3 separate regions of the Homo sapiens genome follow, and regions 1 and 2 are each linked to region 3. Evidence: chromatin contacts called from ENCODE Hi-C or POLR2A ChIA-PET data. All regions are on one chromosome and are shown on one strand. The core of a region is the stretch at or near the end of the contact, and the rest is flanking DNA. Distances in the headings are between cores, read along the strand shown. Region 1 holds the start of EPAS1 (endothelial PAS domain protein 1). Region 2 holds the start of MSH2-OT1 (MSH2 overlapping transcript 1). Region 3 holds the start of MCFD2 (multiple coagulation factor deficiency 2, ER cargo receptor complex subunit).

What was found. Hi-C counts contacts between places; a loop is a spot of excess contacts on that map. ChIA-PET counts read pairs that join two places held with the same protein, here RNA polymerase II (POLR2A). Pooled maps may share reads with other maps.
Region 1: a loop to region 3 is called in a map of gastrocnemius medialis, with 8 times the contacts of the local background. The contact joins the promoter of EPAS1 here to the promoter of MCFD2 in region 3. A Hi-C loop is called at or near these places in 1 of 168 maps with a recorded cell type or tissue (gastrocnemius medialis) and 6 of 50 pooled maps. POLR2A ChIA-PET finds 5 or more read pairs at or near these places in 1 of 52 experiments (activated T-cell).
Region 2: a loop to region 3 is called in a map of naive thymus-derived CD4-positive, alpha-beta T cell, with 4 times the contacts of the local background. The contact joins the promoter of MSH2-OT1 here to the promoter of MCFD2 in region 3. A Hi-C loop is called at or near these places in 2 of 168 maps with a recorded cell type or tissue (CD8-positive, alpha-beta T cell and naive thymus-derived CD4-positive, alpha-beta T cell) and 6 of 50 pooled maps.

Annotation. Positions count from the first base shown.
Region 1 is chr2:46,294,700-46,298,837 of GRCh38, forward strand. EPAS1 (endothelial PAS domain protein 1) reads left to right here and starts at 2,708. Exons shown (of 16, transcript NM_001430.5): 1 at 2,708-3,238. The coding sequence starts at 3,213. RefSeq lists silencers at 2,162-2,741, 2,972-3,301.
Region 2 is chr2:47,525,139-47,529,504 of GRCh38, forward strand. It overlaps MSH2-OT1 (MSH2 overlapping transcript 1), which reads left to right and starts at 2,399. Exons shown (of 3, transcript NR_120602.1): 1 at 2,399-2,666; 2 at 3,163-3,230; 3 at 3,929-4,026. All of the region lies in intron 1 of KCNK12 (potassium two pore domain channel subfamily K member 12), which reads right to left. It also overlaps a transcript of MSH2 not described here.
Region 3 is chr2:46,913,669-46,917,887 of GRCh38, forward strand. It overlaps MCFD2 (multiple coagulation factor deficiency 2, ER cargo receptor complex subunit), which reads right to left and starts at 2,138. Exons shown (of 4, transcript NM_139279.6): 1 at 2,055-2,138. It also overlaps a transcript of TTC7A not described here. RefSeq lists a silencer at 2,125-2,204 and an enhancer at 2,208-3,182.

The DNA.
Region 1 (4,138 bases), core at 1,458-3,957, 620 kb before region 3:
GTATAATCCCAGCACTCTGGGAAGCCCAGGTGGGTGGATCACATGAGGCCAGGAGTTCCAGACCAGCCTGGCCAACATGGCAAAACTCCATCTCTACTAAAAATACAAAAATTAGCCGGGCATGGTGGTGCACATCTGTAGTCCTAGCTACTTGGGAGGCTGAGGCAGGGGAATAGCTTGAACCCGGGACGTGGAGGTTGCAGTGCGCCAAGATCGTGCCACTCCGCTCCAACCTGCGCAACAGAGTGAGATTGTCTAAAGAAAAAAAAAAAATCCCAGACTCAATGCCAGCTGTTTGTGTTAGCCTGGGGATCCTTCACTTATAGGGTGCAGTCTGGCCAAGAGGAAGGAGCTATATAACATGGTTGATGGAATTTCTAACATTTAAGCTCAGGGGTACATGTGCAGGATGTGCAGGTTTGTTACATAGGTAAATGTGTACCATGGTGGTCCACTGCACAGATCATCCCATCACCTAGGTATTAAGCCCAGCATCCGTTAGCTATTGTTCCTGATGCTCTCCCTCCTCCCACCCCTCACCCTCTGACACGCCCCAGTCTGTGCTGTTCCTCCCATGTGTCCATGTCTTCTTAGGTTGATGTGGTCTTGAGTGACCCCTCCTTGCCTTTCCTCTTTAAAAACAAGATCTAAAAGGCTATGTTCTCTATGGGTTGGAGGTGTTGCCTCGATCTGTCAAGCACAGTCCAGGACTCAGAGGCTGTTGTGGTGAACTACTGTAGGCACCTGGAAGCCACCAAGGTGCCCTTTTCCCGCACTCTAGTCCCAAGTGAGGGAAATAAGCCTATGGTTAAGGGAGAACTATCTACCAATTTGAACTCATTAAAATACATAAATGTGTCCACTAGAAATGGCTGGCTGGAGAAGCCCAGTACCAAATCACCCCGTTCCTGAAACCCACCAGCCCCATGAAATAGTTCGCTAGAGAGAGATTTGCAATCTTTGAATTCGTTGACTATCAACCTGTATAGGTGCTCCGTGCCCCGAGATCTGAGAAAATGACAAAATACGTCTACTTCCCGGCCGGGCACAGTGACTCACGCCTGTAATCCCAATACTTTGAGAGGCCAAGTTGGGCAGATCACTTGAGGTCAGGAGTTTGAGACCAGCCTGGCCAACATGGTAAAACTCCCGTCTCTACTAAAAATACAAAAATTAGCTGAGGGTGGTGGTGGGCGCCTTTAATTCCAGTTACTCCGGAGGCTGAGCCACAAGAATCGCGGGAAGCGGAGGTTGCAGTGAGTCGAGATGGGGCCACAGCACTCCAGCCTGGGCGACAGAGTGGGACTCAGTCTCAAAAAAAAAAAAAAAGTATTTCCCAATTCTTCGTCAGTTTTTGCCCTCTCCCCACTTCGCCTTCTCCAGGCTCCTGAAAAGTATCTCCCCCAACCCTTTCTGTGTACACGGGGAAAACACGTGTTCATTTTTATTATGGCGCTGAAACCTACCCTTCTCTTCAAATCGCTTCTGTAGATCGTTCTAGTATAAAATGTGGCAAGAGGCTAAAGGGAGAGATATAGACCAGTTCTTTGGCCCTCGCTTTCCAACTTCAAGTTACACCTGTGAAACTCATGGGTCCTTCCACAGCCTTCAAAAACTAAGGGCGTCCCCTGTCCTCTCCCCAGATGTCCCTTCCCCATCGCCGGTAGCGAGTGGGAGACAGCTCAGCGCGGGGCAGGGGAGCACTGGGCCCGGAGATGGAAGGCAGCGTCAAAAGCGCCGCTGGAAAATCCCTGAGCGCTAACCGTTGCCTGTGTGAGCCCTTAAATCTACAAATTTCCAACACCTGTAGCCTTTGGGTTTCCCAGGACTTCCATCGACCCTGGCGGCAGAGAGGGCAGGCCTGAGATGCAGTGACTTGAGGGCACATGGCCAACTCTTGTCACTCCAAGATCACACTGGGGAACCAGACTGACTTCTCCAATTCTGAACTCGCCCCGGCCTCGGGCGGCTCAAAGGGCCTCCTCTGCCGCATCCCCGCCAAAACCAAACCGCCTGGCACAAGCCGGTAAGCAACCACCCTGCTGGGAGAGGGAAGGAAGAGTAGGCGCAGCCCTAGATCAATTTCCTTGCACTGCTTCTCCCAGACGGTCAAGTCAGCTGCGTCCCACCGAAAAGGGCGCATCGCCCACGCCCGAAACGCAGCCGCTGGGGGCCGAGAAATTATCCCCACCTGGCCCGAGGGCCAGGGACGCAGGAGCGCAGCAGCGTGGAGGGGCTCCGCGCTGGCCCGGCGCTGCCCGCGGTCCTGCCCTCGTTCCAAGGGCACGGCGCCGGTACGAGGACACCGACGCTGTGGCGCAACTGCCGTCCCCCGCAGCAATCCCGGAGCCCGGCTCCCGGCCGCCCCTCGGCCCTGCGCAGGCTGCCTCTCCCCGACGCGGAGTCCCACCCCGCTACCCGCCGCCCAGACGACCTCATAAACAAGTCCTCGAAGTGCGGAGGCAGGAGGCGGGGCGCAGCGCGGGGGCAGGAGGCGGGCCAGGGTCAGGGCAGAGGCTGCGGCCGCGCGTCCCCATTGGCCGGGACGCAGTGAGCCGCCCGGAGCTCGGCGCGGGCGGGGCCTGCCGGCGCGTGCCCGCCCACACACCCGCGCCGGTGCCCGCCCCCCGCCCTCCGCGCCCGCCCCGTGCCCGCCCCAAGCCGGCCGACGGAGTTTTTAAAGTGGGCTGCCGGCCGCGGGAGCTTTACACTCGCGAGCGGACCGCCACACGGGTCCGGTGCCCGCTGCGCTTCCGCCCCAGCGCTCCTGAGGCGGCCGTACAATCCTCGGCAGTGTCCTGAGACTGTATGGTCAGCTCAGCCCGGCCTCCGACTCCTTCCGACTCCCAGCATTCGAGCCACTTTTTTTTTTCTTTGAAAACTCAGAAAAGTGACTCCTTTTCCAGGGAAAAAGGAACTTGGGTTCCCTTCTCTCCGTCCTCTTTTCGGGTCTGACAGCCTCCACCCACTCCTTCCCCGGACCCCGCCTCCGCGCGCAGGTTCCTCCCAGTCACCTTTCTCCACCCCCGCCCCCGCACCTAGCCCGCCGCGCGCCACCTTCCACCTGACTGCGCGGGGCGCTCGGGACCTGCGCGCACCTCGGACCTTCACCACCCGCCCGGGCCGCGGGGAGCGGACGAGGGCCACAGCCCCCCACCCGCCAGGGAGCCCAGGTGCTCGGCGTCTGAACGTCTCAAAGGGCCACAGCGACAATGACAGCTGACAAGGAGAAGAAAAGGTAAGCGGGCGTCCGGGCCGATCAGGGGGCCGGTCCGAGGCCAGGGCCGGGCTGCGCGGGGCAGGCGCGACCGAGAGTGGTTGGGAGAAGAGTGCTGAGAGGTCTTCGGAGCTCGAGGCTCGGTTTGGAGGGCTGTGAGGGGGAGAGCATGTGCCCGGTTTGGGGGCGCGGATCAGCAGCTTTGCAGTGGAGACTTCTGCGGCTCGGAGGAGTCGGGGATTTGCGCGCACGGCGAGGCCAGGAGGCCGAGGGAGATGGCCTGGAGGTCGGAGGTGCTTCCGCGGTGCCTTTGAAAATCTCCCAGCCGCCCCGCAGCAGATTACCGTGGCCACCGGCGCTTGGAAATGTTTGTGGGTGCATGTCCTCGACTTTCTCTGGTCTCTCATTTTGGGGCAGCATCCACGTCTCTATTTTTCTCTGGATTCGCGGAGTCCTTCCAAATGCGCTCCTGTGCCCGCGCCGCGGCCCAAGTGGGCAAAGGGGGGCGGGAGGCGGAGAGCGGCTCAGGGACACGATCCTACCGAGGAGCCAGGACCCTTCAGAGCGCCCCGCTGCCGGGCTCCAGACCCCACCGAAGGTTGGAGAACCCACTTCCTCGTGCCGCACCTTGACTCTGGGGAGAGTAGGTAGTGAGTGACCTGGATTGCCCTGCGGGGGCAGATGGTTCGGTGTGTAGGAAGCGGACGGCAACACTGGATGTCCCTGGCAGGTCCGGGTGTCTGTCTCCGAAGAGGACAGAGAAGGGCAGCCACGATCTGCCCGCCTGCCCTCGCGAGCCTCTCGGCACTGGGTGAGAGGCAACTCTGGCCATTTCTTGCTGCCCTCTCGCCCTCTCCCGGCCGCTCCCAGTCCAGCCGGGCCCGGCGCTACCCGAGCGAGGGTTCGAGCCCTCTGCGCGGC
Region 2 (4,366 bases), core at 1,149-3,648, 610 kb after region 3:
CCATGCTGGACTTAATAAAACAGCAAAACAGGTCTGGGGCTAGCAACCCCCCACACCCCCACCTCCAGGCTGTACGGAAAGGCTGGGGATTGATGGGATCTTCCATCAGTTGGGAAGTTGTTATGGGTAGTTGTTGTGGCAGTGGAGAGTGCTGTGGATTCTTTCACTCACCCCCAGGCCAGGGGATGGTTGGAGCAGGGAAGGTCAAGAGGACTTATGGAGTGTCAGCAAGAGCCCGGCAGCTCACTTCCTAGCTGGCTGGGCACAGCCGCTCACAGGCCTACCCAGAGTGGAGCATGGTGAGGGTTCTGGGAGAACCCGGCAGTGTCCCCTGGAGTCCAGAGCTGTGCTGGAGAGTTCTCTGGGTGGGAGGCTGACTGGGGCAGCCCCCACAGGCAGGGGAGGAAGAGGGCAGTCCCAGGGGCCATCTGTACTTCAAGGGCTTGCTTCATCAGGAGATGTGAGGGTGACATGGGTCACCAGAGGGTGACAAGTGGATACTGAAAGGAAGAGATCTGAAGAGACTGCTCAAGAGGGCTGCCTGCTGGAGCAAGGGGGCCCTAGGAAGAAGAGGCTGAGGGGCAGAGGGCTGGGGACAGCATGAGAGGGAGTCACAGGAGGAGGGATGGAGAGGGCAGTGCCCACTCAGGGAATGGGGCAGGGAGTGGTCCCTGTGCAGGGCTCCCAAGGACCCATAAATAGATGCCGTGAAAGCACATATGCCTGTTCTAACAGGGAGCCTTGCAGCCCCACCAGCAAAAGTTAAGAAGGAATGATAGTGGCTCCAGTGATGTAAGATCACCCCCATGCCCCATCCACTGCGGGTCCCCTGAGCCATGTGTCAGCCCAGAGCTAGAGGGGGAGGCTAAATAAGCTCTGATTAGAAGTGAATTTGAAGATTTGATTAAACAACTGAGAACGAGTCTCAATCTTAAAACTGGTACTTAATTAACAACAACAACAACAACAAAAGAGGCCGGGCGTGATGGCTCATGCCTGTAATCCCAGCACTTTGGGAGGCCAAGGTGGGCAGGTCACTTGAGGTCAGGAGTTCAAGACCAGCCTGACCAATATGCAAAAACCCCGTCTCTCCTAAAAATACAAAAAAAAAAAAAAAATTAGCCAGGTGTGGCGGCGGGTGCCTGTAGTCCCAGCTACTCGGGAGGCTGAGGCAGGAGAATGCCGTGAACCCAGGAGGCGGAGCTTGCAGTGAGCCGAGATTGCGCCACTGCACTCCAGCCTGGGCAACAGAGTGAGACTCCCTCAGAAAAAAAAAAAAAAAGAGAAAGAAAGAAAAGAAACAAAGAAACTGGCTGAGCCTGGTGGCTCACGCCTGTAATCCCCAGCACTTTGGGAGGCCAAGGTGGGTGCATCACTTGAGGCCAGGAGTTCAAGACCAGCCTGGGCAACTTGGCGAAACTCCGTTTATACTAAAAATACAAAAATTAGCCGGGCATAGTGGAGTGCACTTGTAATCCCAGCTACTTGGGAGGCTAAGCCAGGAGAATCGCTTGAATCCGGGAGGCAGAGGTTGCAGTGAGCCAAGATCGCGCCACTGCCTTCCAGCCTGGGCGACAGAGCGAAACTCCGTCTCAAAAACAAACAAAAACCCCAAAACACAAAAAGACATAAAAACTATTTGGATAACTCTAGCATTTACCCAAGATGTTAAGGAATCTAAAAGGGAGTTCTTAAAGACAATAGATGAGACAAAGCCATTTCCAGTGTCGGCCCATTTAATAAACTGGTTCCACCTGGATTTTCTCTTCATTGTGGTGAAAGCCACCACCTAACAATGCTGGCCCTGCCTGCATCATCGCATGTCATCATGACAACCTATGGGGGAGAACAGCTCCATTCAACAGATGCAGAAACTGCAGGTTAAAGGGTGAAAAGCAGTTGCGAAGTCCCCACAGCTTGGAAATGGTGGAGCCGAGACTGAAACCCAGGTGTGCTAGCATCTAAAGTTCATGCTCTTTCCACCACATTAGACTGTATTCTGAGGGCACCAAGGAAGCTCCATTTTTCTTAAGAAACCAAATTGCAGTCCTCCAGGACCACAGCCAGGGGAGCATCTTCGTGGGAGAGTGGCTGCTGCTCAGAGTTGTGACTCCCATCCTTAAGAGTCCTCTGTCCTCTCTGGCCTCCTTTCTACTGATCATTGCTGTCCCCTTCACAGGGGAGAGGGGCCATGGCCTATCCCCTAAAGAGTCTGCCAAGGTAGACTCATAACCTCCCCGTGGCACAGCTCAGACAAGCTGGGCTATTTACATAAGACTTGACCCAGGGCTTGAGGACAGCGCGAGGAATGAGGTGCAGAGGAGACTGCTGCTTCTGGGTGACAGTCTGCCTGGCTGACCACAGCTGGGGTACTCATTGGCCTCTTGAGGCCCCCCACAGGCCTGCCCTGCCTGACCTACTCTTGTGAGGCCAAGGCCATCTCCTCCACTCTCTGGGGGCCTCTTCTGACTCCTCCAAACTCTTCCATGTCTGGACTCCTGGCTTCTGCCCAAGGCCATCTATTGGAGTTTGGGTTTCCAGTTGAGGATCTGCCTTTTTCCTGGATGACCAAACCTAGAATGTGACCGGCCTCATGCTCCCTCCTCACAAGGGTGTGGCTTTATCCGAGGGCCTCAGCAAGGCAACCAACACCAGACATGAAGCTGGTAAGACCAACATCCACCTATTCATTCCTTCAGCAAACATTTACTGTGGACAGCATCAGGTTGGCAGTATCATGCAAGGCTCAGAAATATGGTGGAAAACCAGACAGATGCAGTTCCTGTCCTCAGTCTCTAGGCTGCCTTCCTAGAGGCCCCTCACTGGGTTTCTTAGCAGTTTTGTACAGATCCTACCCCCTTTGCTGCCAGCAGGCTCACCTCTGGGACAGGGCGCATATAGTCTGGGCCAGAACTTGTCCTGGGGTCTTCTTACGGCCCTGGTTCAGCTTGCATTCAGCATAACAACTTAGCTAGGGAGTGCTGCAGGCCCCAAATGATGCTAAATACTAGACTAGCTGTGTAACACCATCTGCCCAGAATGAAGGGACAGGTGAGGCAGAAGGGTCTCCGACAGCGCACAGGGCAACCAGTGAAAGCGTCCTTACTGTCCTGTTCCTGAGGTCTCTCTGTGCCTGCTTTACTGCCCTTCGCTTTCCTACAGAGCACACTCAGCTCATCCTGGGAGACAAGGTGGGGGTGGAGGATGGTCCATCCTTCTTCCGCATCAAGGTCAGTAGGTTCAGAGCTCTGGGGGGGTGCTGAGACCCTGGGACAGGCTTCCTGCTGAGGGCACTGGGGCCTATGCTTGTGCCACTGCCTAGCCAGTTGCCTCCCAGAGTAGAGAAGCAGTCTCCCAAGCTCTTGCAATTTGTGGGGAGCCAAGCTGCTCTGGAGAGGGGCCTCAAAGCTTCAGCCAGAGAAAAGGCAAACCCAGCCACCCTGAGAATCTCCTCCTCCCCCTCAATCACACCCTGCAGAGGCGTGATCTGTCCCTGGGTTCGCACCAAGCCTGCTATTTTGTTTATGCCACAATTGATCTGCCATCCCAGTTTGCAAAGAGCAGACACTTGGGGGCTTTATTATGCCACTTTGACAAAAGCTGTGAAGCTCGTTCCCACAGCCTGTCTGGTGCCGCCTTCGCAAATGGGGCCCTGGTGATGGGGCCTTCGGAGTTCAGCTCAGAGAGCATGGAAGTGAGATGGAGAGGCCAGCACTGATCTGTATCGTGCAGCCCTGGGCGGCAGCCTCGGTTGGGCCCTTGACACACTCCTCCCATCCAGGCCCCCAGCCACCCTGTGAGGGAGGCACTATTACGCCCAAAAATGCAGGCAAGGAAATGGGCTGAGGGAGGGGAAGCATTCACTGAAGTTAGTTTGTACGTGGCTGAGCTGGCCCTGAAGCCCATGCCCTTTCCACTTGCCAGACAGATGGGAAGTCTTGACTCATTACCCGCTGGAGACTTTTCCTGCTGGGCTCTGCACTGTCAACTGTGAGAGAGGGAAATAAAACGTACTGTACAGTCCAATCTGGGATACTTCTGAGAGTGAAAGTGGCTCTACTAGTAATTACCCCAGGACAGCATGTATAAACCAGGGCTGTTCCAAGCAACTGGGACACATGATTAAAATGCAGATTCCATGGCAGGTCCCGCTCAGAGGTTTATTTAGTGGGTCAGAAAATGGGCCCAGGAATTTCATTTTAACAAATGTCTCCAGATAAATCTGATGTAAATGGAATATTCCTTTAAGAATGCCATTCCTTTAAGAAATAATGTTAATAAGGTATTCCAGATGACCCTATTGGTTGGAATCTGTCCAACTACAAATATTTTGATTTAAATTTCCATTGACCTAAAATTTTTGTGG
Region 3 (4,219 bases), core at 888-3,387:
CTGCAAAGGGACTTCAGGGCACAACCCATACCTTGAGACAGCCCTCACAAGGCGCAGCCTCAGTCCTGGGAGGGCAGTGCTGGACCATCAGGAGCAGTGCGCCTCCCAGTGCCTTGGCTGTCACAGTGCTCCCCTCCTGCTCTGCCAGCCTCTTCCTGTACCACAGCCTCCGCTCCTACTGGTTCCATCTGTCCATCTCCAACTTCCTTCCAGGACAGGTTCAAATGTCACCTCAGGATTCTTCCAGCCAAGACCAATTGCTCTCTCATCCGACCTCAGTCTGTAGCCTCTCACACTCATTTGACCTGAACATACGATCACAGGTTGTTCTCCTTTTCCATTTTTCTCTTTTCCTCCCTCTCTGAGAGTCAGGACCCTCTCTCCTCTGGCTCTCATTTACCTTACTGATCTCTGCTGAGCTGACCTGGCTCATCGCTGAATCAGGGAAGTGAGTCTTGGCACCTAGGTGTATTGTTCCCTATCCCACAGCGGATCTAGCCTAAGCTGGAACTTCCTTTGGAGGCTTCCAGTGGTTTGACCTGGCCCAACCCTTTCTTCCTGGTGTGTCATCAGTCCTATCAGCACTAAGTTTGGGGCCAGCCTTCCTGCCAGCAGCTAGTAGCAGCTTCTCCCTCAAGGGGCCCTTGGTTAAGAATTCAAACCCAAAGCAGCCAAACTCACCAACATCCAGACATCCTGTACCCACAGCCAATGCCAAAGAAAAACTGACCAGTACTTTGTCACTTACCCCTGTCATGGTCCTGGAATGAAGGCAAGAAAATAACCAACTTCCTAAGCTAAAGAAACCTCTACACGGACTGAGGGTTGAGAATTGGTTCTGAAAAAGCAGGCATTTAATATTAATAACTTGATCTATTTGTTCATCTAGGGAGCCCAAGGAGCACCCATGCTGCATTTATACATTTAATGACCGTACTAACAGCACAAGGTACTGAAGATAGTACTATGACCTCGACAAACTCCTCTCACACAGATTACAACCTGGTAGAAAAGAGAGACCGGCAGGCAGACACCCATGGGGTACCACGAAATCCCCAACTGACACCTGAAATAACACATAAAGGATAAGAAGGATTATTTCAACCAAAGGACAGTGCCTCAGACATAGCGAACATACTGAAGGAACATGTAAGCCCAGAAGGAACTTGTTCTGATCTAAGAACCAAAAAAGATTCAGTATGGTTGAAGACACAGTACAGTCGAGACAAATGAATCTAAAGTTAAAGGAAGACAGGTCATGAAGGGCTTTGCAAGCCCCGTTCAAGAGCTTGGAAGAGCAATGAGAATCCACCAAAGGGTGATAAGGGAATGGGGGGACGCTTCTGGTCACATGATCAGATTTCTGTTTTAAGACCATGGCTGTAGCCTCTCTGTATAGAACAAACTACAGAGGATGAAGAAGAGATGCAGGGATCATCAGGAAGACACCGAGGTAGTCCAGAGAAGAAAAGGTGGCCTGAACTAGGTAGGGCAGGGGGATGGGACTGGAGAATGAACGTATCCAAGACAACTTTGCAAGGGATTCGATGTGGGTGGGTAAAGGAGTGAAGCAAGTGAGAATGATGCCCAATTCTGGCTTGGGCACCCGGGTGGATGGCCATGCCCAGAGAGGGAATACAACAGGAGATCAGCTTCCCCCGCCGGGCCCGACAGGACCTGTGGTCTCCCCGAGAGAGGGAACAAGGAGCAGAGGGAGAGTAAGGCTTCCGGCCCGCTGCTTTTGGGCCGGGCCAGGAGCAGTGTCCACCCGACACAGCTGGTCCCACAGGCCGATCCTCGGGCCCCTAGGGACCAGGGAAGGGGGCGGAGATCTGCCCAGTCGGCCCCGTCTGGCTCCAGAGCCCCCGGTGGGGCACAGGCTTCCGCCCCGGGAGACAGGCCGTGCTCCTAGCCGGTTAAGCGTCCCGAGACGGCCTGGGGGCCCAGCCCGCGCCCCCAGACTACTCCTGCCTCTCATCTTGAGCCCAAGCCTCCAGCCCACAGGAGAGGCGCCGGGATCCCGCCCGCTGCGGAGAGTGCGCTAGTTCACTCACCCTTACGGTCTCCGAAGCAGACGCGAAGCCCTCCAACGTGAGCCTCACCAGCCCCCGTCCCCAAAACGCTCTTCCTCGGCTTCGCCCCGCCCCCCCCCCCCCCCCGACCTGCCCTGCGCACGCGCGCTCCCTGCCGCCCGCCCATTGGCGCCGCCGGGCCCCTCCCGCTGGCGGCGGCGGGCTGTGAGGACGGCTCGCGTGAGTCCACGTGTAATCGGCCCGGGCCCAGCACTGGCGGGACTGACGCAGTTCTTCTACCTGCTTTCCCAAGGGCGACACTCGGCTCCACTCCAGTTGGGCCGCTGGACGCCCTAGGGGCCCGGCAGTTGCTAGGCAACGCCGGAAGCCCTCAGGAACGTAGTTCCACGGGCGACGTAGGATGGCGGATCCGGATGGGGCGGACCCCAAAGCTGGCTCCCAACTCCGCTCACCCCCTCCTATACAGGGCTCTTGGTTCAGGTCTCTTGGTTCGTCCTGCTGCAAGTTGGGAAGAAAGATAATAGGAATGCTAATTCCTTCTTGATGAAACGACCACAACACGCTGGAGCCGGCCTTGGACCCTACGTTTCAAGATTGGCCTGCTTCCAGCGTCTGCCAGCTCCACTGCACAAGCTGCGGCAGCCGCTGTCCCCGTTCGCTTCCACGGGAGTCCCAGCAAGACTATGCGACCCAGTTCAAATACCATCTTCCATGTACCGTTCGTGAAATCAGCAGCTTTTGACATTCAAGAGAGGACAGATTACTTAAAAACAGACTCATGAACAAATAGGGAAACGAATACATCATCCCTGTATCGAATTCATCCCTGTATAATCCTGCCCTTACACCTGTGCTCCTATACAAGATTAACATTCAGTAAGTATCCATTGACCTGATGGATAAATGAGTGTAGGACGGTCGTTTTGTTTTTTTGTTTTGTTTTGTTTTGTTTTGAGACGGAGTCTCGCTCTGTCCCAGGCTGGAGTGCAGTGGTGGGATCTCGGCTCACTGCAACCTCCGCCTCCCAGGTTCAAGCTCTTCTCCTACCTCAGCCTCCCGAGTAGCTGGGATTACAGGCGCGTGCCACCTTGCCCGGCTAATTTTTGTATTTTTAGTAGAGACGGGGTTTCACCGTGTTGGCCAGGCTGGTCTCTAACTGCTGACCTCTTGATCCTCCCGCCTCAGCCTCCCAAAGTGCTGGGATTACAGGCGTGAGCCACCACTCCCGGCAGGACGGTCGTTTTTTTTAAAGCCCTTCTCCCATTTCTGTCCATAAAGGTACATAATCGTTTTTCAAATGAGCCTGGGTCCGGACAGGAAAGACAAAGAAAGTGGCTAAGTAGTTAGATGCCTTGAAAGTTGCCTAACGCCACTGCCATTGACGGTCTCATTCCTTTTCCCACCTTCATCTGAGATTGAAATCTGCCACCCCATCCCAGAGAAAAATCCCATAATCCCTAATTTTTTTTTCTTTTTTTAAAGAAAAGAGTCTCCATGGTGCCCAGCTCGTCTCGAACTCCTGGGTTCAAGCAATCCTCCCACCACCTCCGCCTCCCAAAGTGCTGGGATTACAGGGGTGAGCCACCGCGCCGGGACAAAGAATCCCTAAGTTTTGAGGAAACCCTATTAATTCAAGACCCATTCTTCTTTCCTTACTCTGAACTTTGGATTAGTTTGATCTAGTTCCTCCTTCTACCCTGCATCTGCCATTCATCCATCTCTTCATCCATTCATCCACCCCTCCCTTTGTTCATTTATTCATTCAATAACATTTCTTGAATATCTTCTATGTACTAGGCGCTCTACTAGGAGCTACTAGAGATACAAATAAGACAAATGAAGTGTCAAGAAGCTGGTGTCTGGTAGATGGATAAAGTGTCCTCATTCTAGCCAGTGCTTTCATTTTTTTCCTATGGATGTTATCCTGTGTTATGTCTCTCTTGAATCTACAGTCACTCCCTCTCTACCAGATAATTCCCATCAACATATAAACTTGCTGTATTTTCTCCCCCACCATACCACTGAAACTGCAATCTCCATGCAAATCTAGTGGTCTCTTTGATCTCTTGTTTTTATTTTACTTGCCCTCTCAACACTGTTTTATCAAAGCCAACCACTCTCACTTAGAAACACTTTCTTCTCTTGTTTTCTGACACCACACACTCTGGGTCCTTCTGCTACCTCAC